Linked DNA regions of Homo sapiens: region 2 is linked to region 1. A link is a contact called in ENCODE Hi-C or POLR2A ChIA-PET data. All regions are on one chromosome and are shown on one strand. Each heading gives the region's core, a stretch centred on a gene start or an enhancer-like site at or near the end of the contact. The rest is flanking DNA. Distances are from core to core; before and after follow the strand shown. Region 1 overlaps LPP (LIM domain containing preferred translocation partner in lipoma). Region 2 holds the start of FLJ42393 (a long non-coding RNA gene).

Region 1 (6,185 bases), core at 1,884-4,383:
TATTTATTTATTTATTTATTTTTAAGGCAGAGTCTCTTTCTGTCACCCAGGCAGTGGCACGATCTCGGCTGACTGCAACCCCTGCCTCCCAGGTTCAAGCGATTCTCCTGCCTTAGCCTCCCAAGTAGCTAGGATTACAGGCATGCACCACCACCAAGTCCGGCTAATTTTTGTATTTTTGGTAGAGACAGGGTTTCACCATGTTGGCCAGACTGGTCTTGAACTCTTGACCTCAAGTGATCCGCCTGCCTTGGCCTCACAAAGTGCTGGGATTAGAGGCGTGAGCCACTGTGCCTGGCCACTTCCACCTATTATTAATGAAACCTGTCCTATTTAACAAAAACGATAATGTGGGGTGTCTTGTGCTTGGAGCTTGGAGAAAGGAATTTGCCTCTGTTTTTTTAATGACTTATGGCAAGGCCAGTATGACCAGTAAGTGGGCTGTTTATTATTATTATTATTATTAATCACCATTGTCACTGATAGAAATTGTCACTATTGTCACTGATAGAAACCAAGATAGAAATTGTCACTATTGCTATAGCCCCAAGAAGGACCTCATGGCTGCATAACGATTGAGCACCTTATATTTACACAATGCTTGGTTGTTGTTTTTTAAGGCAACTGTGACTCAACAACAGCTGTTTGAGAACAGCTCCATCCCAGATGAAATCAGAGGAACCGAAGTTTAAAAAGAAAGTGTTTCTGGGCTGGGCGCGGTGGTTCACGCCTGTAATCCCAGCACTTTGGGAGGCTGAGGCGGGCAGATGGTTTGAGGTCAGGAGTTTGAGAGCAGCCTGACCAACTTGGTGAAACCCTGTCTCTACTAAAAATACAAAAAAATTAGCAGGGCGTGGTGGTGCATGCCTGTAGTCCCAGCTACTCAGGAGGCTGAGTCAGGAGAATCCCGTAGTCCCAGCTACTCAGGAGGCTGTCAGGAGAATCCCTTGAACCCGGGAGGCGGAGGTTGCAGTGAGCTGAGATAGTGTCACTGCACTCCAGCCTGGGCCACAGAGCGAGACTCCATGTTAAAAAAAGAAATGTTTCTGAGCACTAAAGACAATTTGAACAAGGCAGAAAAGTACAAATAGGAAAACAATAATCTTACTAGATTGTTTGTTTTTGAGACAGCATCTCCCTTTGTCATCCAGGCTGGAATGCAGCAGCACGATTATGGCTCACTGTAGCTGCGAACTTCTGGGCTCAATCAACCCTCCCACCTCAGCCTTCTAAGTAGCTGGGACTATTCTGTAGTGATAATCCTTGTTAAAGTTTTGGAAAATACCTTTTTTAGAGTCTCTCTTTCTCTCTACACAGACACACACACACACATACACACATGCAACTTTTATGTGAATGACGGCATTTACAATTTACGTAAATTACTGCAGGTGCTATCATTTATTTTTTTCACTCAGCAATATGCCTTGAAAAAATTTTAAGTCAATCAACATACAGATATTTGTCATCTTTTAAATAGCTATAGATTTTCGCTCAGACTCAAAGTCTAATTTTTAAAGAAGTGACTGTTATATTTAAATCATATATAGCTTCATGATGAAAAAAGGAAAAACAATTCTTGGGACCGGACATGGTGGCTCATGCCTGTAATTCCAGCAGTTTGGGAGACCAAGGTAGGAGAATTGCTTGAGGTCAAAGGTTTGAGACCAGCCTGGGCAACACAGTGAGACCCTGTCTCTCCAAAAAAAAAAAAAATATATATTAGCTAGATGTGGTGGCACATATCTGTAGTCCTACCCACTCAGGAGGCTGAGGAGGTGGGAGGATCGCTTGAACCCAGGAGTTTAAGGCTGCAGTGAGCTAGAACGGTGCCATTGCACTTCAGCTTGGGTCACAGAGTGCAACTCTGTCTATAAAACAAAGACAAAAGCACCACAGTTCGTTAGATATAACTGAATATTATCTTCATTTCCTACTGTAGTGGTTCTTAGAAAGGTTGTTTCTTAAGTTAGAAACTGTTGCCTAAGTATTTAGGATGTGGCAGGCACTGTGCTACATGCTGGGGTTGACGAATGCATGGGATTCGGCTCTCTCCCAGGCTGGTGGGAAGAGGACACATCTAGAAGCCAGGGTATATACCCCGAAGGGGTTTGAGGCAGTGCAGAGTTGATGATGATGGTCTCCAGCCTGCCTTTCCTTTACAAAAATGAGGAGACTGCATCTCACATTGCCAACGAGCTGCTTGACTCTACCGATATTCCCTACCAAGCACGATTATGGGTAGTCTTAAAATTCTTAATAATAAAATAGATATTGAAAATAGTGTTTTTTTTTTTAACAGTGAAAGTAATATGTACTCATGTATAGGTTTTCAATATACAGGAAACTATAAAATGAAAAGGATTGTACCTGTAATCCCACCCCTTACAGCTAACTACTGTGACATTTTATTTGTAGAAGTCCATTTTGCTATCAGACCTCAAGTTTTAAAATCTTAACTCACCCTCTGTAACCTAGTTCTCAGCTCTATTTTATGTAACGTTTTTAAAGGATTCAAGATTTAAAATAAACTTATCTCACCCCAAATGCACTTGTATATTTTTGACACCCCCTCATCTCTCTCTCTCTCTTGTCTCTCTCTCTTCTCTGTCTCTCACTCTATCTCAGTTCTCTTTCTCCTCTTCTTTCTCTCTCTCCTCTCTCCTCTCTCTGTCTTTCTCTCTCTGTCTCACACACACACACGGGGAAAAAAAATCACTCGAGTTAAGAATCAGTCTCTCATTTTACAGATAGGAAAACTGAAATCTAGAACTTGTCTGAAATCATGTTAAAAAAAAAAAAGTGGTAATCTGTGCTCGAACCCAGGTCTCCTGAATTTTCGTTCAGTGCTTTTTCCATTCTACAGTGATGCCTCCTTACTAGGTCATAGAAACAGTGGCAGAGGGAGAAAAGGAAAAATACGTCAGCTCCAAAGAGTGCAGTTTTTTTTTTTCTGTGTCCTTTAGCTGAGCTATTTTTGTGACTATTCAGTACATGTACAATGCTGCCTCTTGGAGTGTTCCGGCTAGACTAAGAGGCCATTCACTGCTGACTGCAGCCATGCCATCCCTCCATGGAATCCTCGGCCCGGAAATCAGATGGGAACAAACTATTCCAATATACAAATCAAATTTCAGAGTCTGAGTGTACACAGAAAAATTACTGGATATCCTGTTGGACTATGTACATAACAATGACACAGTGATTTATGAGGGTATGATGGGGCAGAGGGTAGCGGGTGATGTTGGAGTTGATTCATCACTTAAGCGCTAATCCATTCACCAGCTCCAGTCAGACTTCAACACAAATGCCAAATTATTCATCTTCCCTAAATCCAACCCTATTATTTTCTCTCTCAAAACCTTCAGTTGCTTCCTTTTGCATATGGAAGAGAGCGTGGACTCCTCCATCTGGCATTTAAGGCTTTCTATGATCTGTCCTCCCAGACATTGATAGGCTGTGGAGATACAGTAAGGTAGTTGTTATGAGCCACACCTTGCAGCCAGGCTGCTCCAGCACCAAGCAACACTTTCCCCGGGAGGTTGCTGCACCTCCCTGCTCCTCACTTTCCTCATTTGTGGAATAGGAATAGGGTCATTGTGAGAATTAAATAAGTTAATATTTGTAAAGGGTTTAACAGTGACTAGCTCATAATCCGTCACGTAGAAAGTTTTTTCTTAGCTCATTTAATAAGTACCTTTCTAACCCATCACTGATAGCATTTTTCTTTTGCACCAGACTTCTTTCTAGTCATTGCTGGGAGCGTCCTCTCATTTTCCTGCCTCCCTGTAGCTGTCACTCTCACTCCTAAACTGTTGGCGTTCTCATTTTGGCTTGCCCAAATCTTACGCATTCTTTTAAGTCCATGTTCAAGTGAATCCTCACTGATTTTGTTCTTCATTCATCCCCTTAACAGACTTTTATGGAGGGTCTACTGTGTGCAAGGTGTATTATGTAGGAAGCCTTCCACAGTTCCCAGAGCTAGGTGAGCTCTGTCATGTAGGCCTGTCTTGTACATATCACCTTCGACATTGCTGAGCAGTTTGTGTTGGACATGTTTGATCTCCTCCCCTAGAATATAAACAGCTGGAGAGTAGGATGCTTATTAGTAGGTGCTTATTAAGCTTTCTTTAAAATGAGTAAGTGCACATGCTACCTTTTATAGATCTGTTACCTTCTAATGAAGGCAAGAACAATAGGAACAAACATTAGTTTTGTGTGTGTGTGTGAGAGAGAGAGAGACAGAGAGGGAGAGAGAAAGAGAGAGAGAGATTTTGAATGGGAATAATTATGAGGCCACATCTGAGGGCAAATAACCACTTCCAAGTTGAAGAAAGGCAAGGAGAAGACAGGAATGAGAGGAGAGCTGTAGCAGTCAAAGGAAACGGGATGAGAATATGTTATTCTCTGAATCATAAAGCATTTGCTCTGAGAAATGTTTTTCCTTAAGTGGTATAAAATGTAAAATGAATTGGGTCTTAGTTTTTCTTTTCCTCTTTAGGAGGTTGGAGCTGATTTTTAAAATGAGGTAGGGGAGGGAGGTGGGGTTTGGAGAAAGAAAGTGAAAATTGTTTTCTGAAACTCTGTTTGTCAAATAACTCTCTGGAGAGAAAGTTCAGAGGGTGAGGGCCTGCCAAAGCTGACCAGCAGCACACAGGCCAAATCGTTCTTTCGTCATTGTCCTGGTCACTTCCCCACCCCTGTTCGCCACCCCCAAACACCTTTTTTCTTCTCTCTCTCTCTCTCTGTGTGTGTCTCTCTCTCTTTCTTTTCTTTCCTTTTTTTTCTTTTTATAACATATGAATATTATAAGTAAGTAGCTGGAGAAAATAAAAAAGCAAAACAAAACACAAAGTAAGCAGATGATTTCAACCTGCAATTATTTGTCAGGTCATAAAAATGATGTGTCTTAGATTTATTTACCTGATCTCCTCATCTGTTTTCCACTGGAAGCCTTCTGCTCGCGTCACCCTTCTTCATTTAGTTCCCCAAACTTCCACCCACTTTCTGACTCAAAGCAGGAGAGAAGCATTGAACAAAACCACTGGATTTGGAGAAGAGAGAAAAGCAGCTTTTAAGAACTGACTTTAGAGGTTTAGCACGAATTAAATTCCTGGTCTTTTCTTTCTGCAGATTTTTCAGCTATTGTTGTTGTTTGTTTTGTTTTGTTTTGTTTTATGTTTCTTGAGTTTATCGCTAAAGATGCTTTTCCGTGGATGGCACAAAAGTTCAGCTATGGCCATGTGCTTACTGAAGGCCTGTATATGGAGGCATCACAGTGGCTGGCCTTGAAGAAATTAAGATAGTGAAAGAGGACCCCTGTCTGCGAAGAAAGAGCTCATGTTTGTGTGTGTGCTCATGCTTTGGGTGCTACAAGGAGACTGGTGTCTGGGGAAGGGAGGAAGGGTGATGGTTACAGGTATAGGTAAATAAGTTTTCCAACAGTTAACAATACTTGGAGACAAGCTACAGAGTGATCAATGCTAGAGTTAGGAACGCTGTGAGAAGGCAAGGTGTTCTGTTTGTGCCATTGGGGAGGGCTTTGCTGTGGGGATTGGGGGAAGGATATTGTTTTAGGCTTTGCTAGATGGCTAGGACTTTAACAAATAAGAAAGAAAGAGCTGAGTCTTTAAGACAGAGGGAATAGCAGAGACATGAAAATATCTAGAGAGATTGGGAGTGGGAGGCTGAGTCTGGAGGTGAGATATCTGTATCCAATCAGAGAAGTTTCCTATGCCTTCCTGTAATGTTGGAGGCTTCTTTTTTTTTTGGTAATCAGTAAGGAGCTGTCATGGGCTTTGTAAAAGGGCTGTGATAGGATTACTCTGGTGTGTGTGTGTGTGTGTGTGTGTGTGTGTGTGTATGTGTTTTGCTTTTACTTTATACATTTCAGAGTCTTTTTAGGAACTCTTAGGCAACCTTAACTCTGGGGAGTGTGCATTGCCTGTCTTTATATGTCTTTACTTCTCTGTTGCTGCCTGGTTCTGCTCCTTCTCATGCTTCTGTAACAAAGTGCGGCAATGCAGGCTTCTAGAAGGTGATGTGAGATCTCTGAGCAGACCATGTGTGTGTTCTTCCCATCCTTTTTTCCCCTCCCTTTCTCTTCCTCCTCCTCTTTCTATATCACCACCCTCACCAGCAGCAGCAGCAGCACTCCCCTCCCTAAAATAAATAAACCAGTCACT
Region 2 (6,185 bases), core at 1,439-3,938, 85 kb before region 1:
TAAATATAGTGACAGAATGCATACCACTGAGGTGGTAAATGGAAAAAATAAGTGCAGTGGAGTATACTGTCTGTTTCTTGGGGCCTTTTCTATTAATCACAGGAGGAAGCATCAGACATGACCAGATGAGAGAGCCAGATGACCCAAGTTCATGCCAGATCAAAATCAGAATGGCAAAATTGGGAGGAGTTGATGCTGTTGAATTGAGAAAGCATAAGGTTCTCAGAGTGATAGAGCTGGAAGGATCATAAAGGTCATCTAGTCTAATGGTTCTCAAACTCGAAGGAACATTAGGGTCATCCTGGAGAGTTTACTGGGCCCCGTCTCAGAGGTTCTGATGCTGTAAATCAGGCGGGACCCCTGAATTTTCATTTCTAAGAAGCTCACAGGTGCTACTAATGTTGAAGAGAACCTATGATCTAGTTCAACTTCTGGGATTTCTTGCTTTCTTTCTTTTGTAAAAAAAATAAATAAATAAATTTAAAAAAGAGTTTTTGAAGATGGGGAAATGAGGCCTGGAAATAGAAAAGATTTGCCTAGAGTCACACACACTGTCAGGTCAGGTAGAGTCAAAATCAGGCACCCCGACTCACAGACTGCTTCACATTGCCATCAGAGATTGTCCTGCAACAATATTATGTTTAGTTCTACTGCAGAATGATAACTGGATCTTACCCCCTTTGCCTGATCTGGCCACAAACTTGTTTTTCAGGTCTTTCCATTAGGCTCTCTTCAGCTAATTAAAAAAAAAAAAATCAGTTAACCCACATTTATTGACCAGTGCTGTGTGTTCACAACTGTATTTAGACTAGTGGTATAGCAGTGCAGTAGTCTGAAAACATTTTCTCATCTGTAAACAAAGACAGTCATACCTCCTAGGACTGCAAGAAGTCACTGAACATATACCTGGCCCTTAGTGTACACATTACTAAAGAGAATAAGATGTGGTCTGCACCCTCTCATGCACCAGTGGCTTCTTGAGCAGTATGATAGAGAGAGACAGCTGAGATTTAGTGGAAAAACACAAGGCTTAGAATTGGGAGAGCTGGGTTCAAGCCCCAGCTTTGCCACTAAATGGCTGTGTAGTCTTGAACAAGTCACCTGCCCTCTCTGAGCTATAATTTGAAATAGACTTAGCTTAAGCAACAGGAAAGCAGTAATGAGCTAGAGGAAGGATAGAAATTGGGAAGAAGTATAAATCTGCTTAGGAGATGGCAAGTTTGGGGCTGAGGTGGAATTGATCTGAGGGAGAGACCTGGTAGAAAGAGCTAGGCAGTATGAGGCTGAGTGTCTGAAGGGGTAGCAGGCCTGGGGGTGGTCCAGTGATGGTTGAATGGGTGGGCCAGCCCAGCGAGGGGATCGCCTGCAATCCAGTAGAGATGCCCTCATTTTCATGGCAGGGTCCCCCTGTGCCAGTAGACAGACCCAGGCCTGGGAAGGAGGGCTGGTTGAAGTGAGATGGATACCAGTCTTGGAGCATGGTTGGAGAATCTGTCCAGGGTGATGGCATCTGTTTTGGATTGGGGCCTTGAGGCACATTTTCAGTTCTGCTCCCTGGACCAGCATAGGAGGGTGGCAGACAGTACAGTGATTTGAATACAGGATTGATCCTGCCACCTTGATTTCTGCCTTTATTTAGCGGCAAAGACACTAGATCAGAAAAGTACTGGATGTGATTGCTGTAGTCTTTCATGATTGATTTAGGAGCTGGGAGAGGCCTGGCTAGGAGTTGGAGGATCCCTGGGAAGATGAAGATTAGGTCTTACGTGAGCCTCAGCCCTCTCCTCTGTAAAATGGGAGTAATGATGGTAATTATGCTGATGTTACCTATTCTGACTGGAGTAAGGATTAAAGTACTTGTCTGGAGGAAGGCACTTCATGGTTAAAACATGAAAAGAGAAGTGCACAGTGTTTTTATTACAGGGAAACACCAAAGAGCTGGAAAGGAATGAGGGCTGGAGAGATGGAGCTGCCCTGAGGACTCTGGGAGGTCATCCTGGGGGCAGAACTTTGACAGTTGCTGCCCGAGGTGGGACAGGGATGCTGGGAAGATGTGACGATGTGCATAAGTGTGTCATGTTCAAGATGGTTCTAAGCCCTGGCCAATTCCATACATGCTCTTTTCCTTTCTCATCCATAGAGGTTTTGGCAAAGGCATACTTGGGAGTGTTGATATAGCTGACACTGCAGCACCCTCAGTTTACAGGTGTGAGAAGAGTGAGGCTCCCACAGTCTCACTTGGACAGGTAGTCAGGGCTCTGATGGAGCTCCTGGAGTTTCTAGGTTCTCTGTCACTTGATAGTCAGTGCTGGGAGGGACCTCAGGGAATCAGCCAATTTCACAGATGGGGAGAGTGAGGCAGGTTGGGAATTCTGGCCCCAGTGGAGGGCACCACATGCCCACAGGGAAATGTCTTTCCCAGCCCCCTCCTCATGCTTCTCCTCTTTTCTGTCTGGAAGTCCTAGTTCTCCTCCTCACGCTGAGACCCAGGTAGGGTGATTGTCCATGTTTCTTCATTTATCTGTTTTTTTTCTGTTGCCCAGGGACTACTCTAAGCACCATGCTGGTTGCTGACTGTTCGCTTTTGCAAGATCTTGGAATCTCTGTTTGTTCACATCACAACTCAAGAGGATACGTTCTCATTCTCCCAATGTTTGTCTTCTGCCCATTGCATCAAATTGCTCTTCCTTGTTTGGAATTAAACTTCTAGCAATCATTTACCTTTATGGTTCTCTTAACTTCAGGTCACACTGTTGTTTAGTCAATGTGAGAATCTTTCAGATGTTCTGCACTTTGCAAAAGGATATTCACAGCCAATGTGTGCGGCAGTGAAGGACACTTGTTGATTCCTTATTTATTGTCTGCTGTTCCAGGGACCGGGGACTAGAGGTGAATAAAGCCTTGTTTGGGCTGTCTAGGATGTTGTGATCGACACAGGAAACAGACATGAAAGCCAAATTGGCGCAGTGGGTGAAGTATTGTAATACTGGTCTCTGTTTATGATATATGGAAGAAGTTTCCTAGTAGCAGGGTGGGTGAGAGAGTCCATCATCATTGCAGATTGGTGCCTCTGTGGACATGCAGGTATATTAGGCCAGAGGTGGGGAGTGGGAGAGAGAGGGAGAGAGAGAGCACGACAAAGAGAGAGAGAGAGAGTGAGCAAGAGAGAGGGAGGGAGAGAGACAGAGAGAGAGAGAGAGAGAGAGAGAGAGTGAGCAAGAGAGAGGGAGGGAGAGAGACAGAGAGAGAGAGAGAGAGAGAGGTTTTGAGAGCATTGATATGGGGTCTACATATTCCCCCCGGCCCCCATTCCCTATTATCATAGAAGCATGCTGCCCTCCAAGGCTTTTGAATTTGCCACCGTGAAGAGCATGCATGGAATCTTCGGCTGTGGCCTTGCATTGCCCCCTGTCTTCGCAGCGGAGCTTCTTTATCTGACCCGTGCATGTGCCTCTGATGAGCAGCCCTTCATCACAGCTCTGCGGCCTCCTCCTAGGCCCCCGCCTTCAGCTCTCCAGTTCATTTCCCGCCTTGTTCCCATTGCCACCTGCGGGCTTGGAGGGCCACCTGACATTCTGTCCTTTGGGTCCCCTGTGACTCCAGAGCTCCTTCCCTTCTGGGGCGCCCACATCTGCGACACGCTTGTTTGCCCAGTGCATTTTCTACACTTAGAGTTCCTCTCGTGCTCTCATATTTCCATTTAAAGCCCTCTCGAGAGGTCTGTCTCCTGCCAGCAGCATTCCTTCTAGTTTACTAGAACTCCATTTCTCATCCTGCCAGGAATCCAGCCGTGGAGTGAGCTTCAGCAAGCCTCTCTGCAGTCTCTTGTCTGCTCCAAAACTGTGGCCTCTGGTTGTGAGAAATGGGCATCCTGAGTCAGTGAGAGCAGTAGTTAGCTTGCAGCAGCTTCCCCTCTCCCCCTGAGTGAGCCTTTCTTCCTCTTCCTCCTCTTTCATTCAGCCTCATCCTGCCTTGGGTCCATTTGACAGATAATGGCACCTTGAGGCCTTGTCTTTTGCATGGCATCTGTGCCTGACTGGTCAGAAATTACTTGTGAAGCAACATAGGGGGTTGTTGGTTGGGTCCACTTTTAGGATGAAGTCAGAAGGGATCGTGAGTGATGCTTGGCCAATAAGAATGTATTGATTTGATTTACTAATTAATTTCATTTCCAGACACCAATATATGCATAGCCTTGTTTGAAGAAAATTAAGGAGAACCATTTTGTAAATGGCAATGAGTGTAAGACACTTAACTATCTTCCTGCTCTCCCTGGCGTGGGCTTCCGCGCTCCCTGACTCTGCTTTTATTTAAGGTGTCTGGGAAGGCATTTGTCCTTCGGCTTCCCAGCTGGCTTCTTGCCTTCTCACTCACTGCCTCCCGTAGCCTGTGGGCAGAATCCCTCACCGTGCCCACCTTGCCCTGCTCTCGTCTGACCTCACCTCTGTTTCCAGGATTTGCTATGGCTGTCCCCTGCCAGTCATGCTCTGTGCTTGCTACTCTGAGTGTGTCCCTGGTCCCACTCTCTTGCAGCCTCTGTGTCTTAGCACATGCTGCCCTGATGGCCCAAGGGCCCTTCCCCTTTGTTTCTGTCTGGGGAATGTTCTGTCTCCTCTTTCTTGAACCTCCTTATATTCCCTCAAGAAGACTTAAGGCAAAAACAAACCTGAACTTACTATGTGTGGTATTTTTGTGTTATAAGTGTAGGACCTAGTCATAGTAACACATTTCAAAAATATGGAACCGTATAAAGAAAATGAGCATCACTCATAAATCACTATTTAGACACAAGCATTGTTTACGTTTCTAATATTCTTTCTTTAGTGGTGCTTTTCATGATTTTATGTGCATTTGCATTTTACTGACTAAATATTACTATATAAACATTTTCATATCTTGCCACTTCACCTAACAATACAGCACAAGCAGCTTCTCATGGCATTAAGAATTGTTTGTACATGTAATTTTGAATGGCTGTATGCTGTTTCATCTTAAGAATATACCATAATTCTAATTTTTCATCATTATAAATAGCACTGTGACGAACATCCTTCTTAACAAAATTCTTTGTCTGCACCTATGATTATTTTCTAAGGTAGATTATTAGAATTTGAAATGCCTTGCACAAAGGACAGTAACTTTTTCACCCTTAGTTTCAGAGAGAACATGTTGTCTCTGGAGAAACACAGAAACATGAAAAAGCACAAAGAAGAAAATAGGCCTGGCACGGTGGCTCATGCCTGTAATCTCAGCACTTTTGGAGGCCGAGGTGGGCGGATCACGAGGTCAGGGATTCGAGACCAGCCTGGCCAATATGGTGAAACCCCGTCTCTACTAAAAATACAAAAACTAGCTGGACTTGGTAGCGCATGCCTGTAATCCCAGCTACTCAGGAGGCTGAGACAGGAGAATTGCTTGAATCCGGGAGGCAGAGGTTGCAGTGAGCTGAGATTGTATCACTGCACTCCAGCCTGGGTGACAAAGTGAAATTCCGTCTCAAAAAAAAAAAAAAAAAAGAAGAAGAAAATAAAAACCACCTGCAGTCATTTGCAACAGCCAGTGTGAAATTTGCTACATAATTGTATCTGTGTATCTATCTTTCTACCCTACAGGTTGCCAAACATTTTCTGTAAAGGACTGGGTAGTAAATATTTTAGGCCTTGCAGGCCATACATGGTCTCTGTCTCCTCCTCCTCTTGTTTCCGCTGCTGCTTCAAGATTCTTTTAACTATAGAAAAATTATTTCTCGCTAGTAAGCTGTATAAATATCAGTTTTCCCACCTGGTTCTAGCCTCAAAAGTGGAGCAATTCTGTACATACTTTGAAAGCAATGTTTAAAAATTTATTTAATTTAATTAATTAAAAAATTAATTGGTTACTTTTTAGAGACAGGGTCACTCTCTGTTGCTCAGGCTGGAGCACAGTGGCATGAGCATAGCTCACTGCAGCCTTGGAAATCCTGGGCTCAATCAATTCTTCTGCCTCAGCCTCCCAAGTAGTTGGGACTACAGGTGCACGCCACTGCACCTGGCCATGTACATACTGTTTTGTAATTGTTCTCTTCCACAATTTAACTACTTCATCAGCGTCCTCATAGTTTTCTGTTTTAGGCAACCCAGATATAATTACTGGCTTTCTGCTGGGATGCCCACAGCACTTTGGCCAGATCTCTGATATAGAATTTA

The links. Hi-C counts contacts between places; a loop is a spot of excess contacts on that map. ChIA-PET counts read pairs that join two places held with the same protein, here RNA polymerase II (POLR2A). Pooled maps may share reads with other maps.
Region 2: a map of PC-9 shows a loop between it and region 1 (2.2-fold over the local background). The contact joins the promoter of FLJ42393 here to the enhancer-like site in region 1. A Hi-C loop is called at or near these places in 5 of 168 maps with a recorded cell type or tissue (Calu3, PC-9, cardiac septum and 2 more) and 10 of 50 pooled maps. POLR2A ChIA-PET finds 5 or more read pairs at or near these places in 6 of 52 experiments (AG04450, IMR-90, WTC11 and 2 more).

The regions. Positions count from the first base shown.
Region 1 is chr3:188,260,043-188,266,227 of GRCh38, forward strand. All of the region lies in intron 2 of LPP (LIM domain containing preferred translocation partner in lipoma), which reads left to right. Among named protein-coding and RNA genes, the nearest start is that of FLJ42393, 85 kb to the left of the region's middle. Within about 2 kb of position 3,134, at least 19 of the 41 ENCODE cell types and tissues checked have a DNase peak (open chromatin) inside an H3K27ac peak, as active enhancers do; they include PC-9, psoas muscle and tibial artery, where a contact is called at or near this core.
Region 2 is chr3:188,175,855-188,182,039 of GRCh38, forward strand. It overlaps FLJ42393 (a long non-coding RNA gene), which reads left to right and starts at 2,689. Exons shown (of 1, transcript NR_024413.1): 1 at 2,689-4,954. All of the region lies in intron 1 of LPP (LIM domain containing preferred translocation partner in lipoma), which reads left to right. RefSeq lists an enhancer at 3,453-4,065.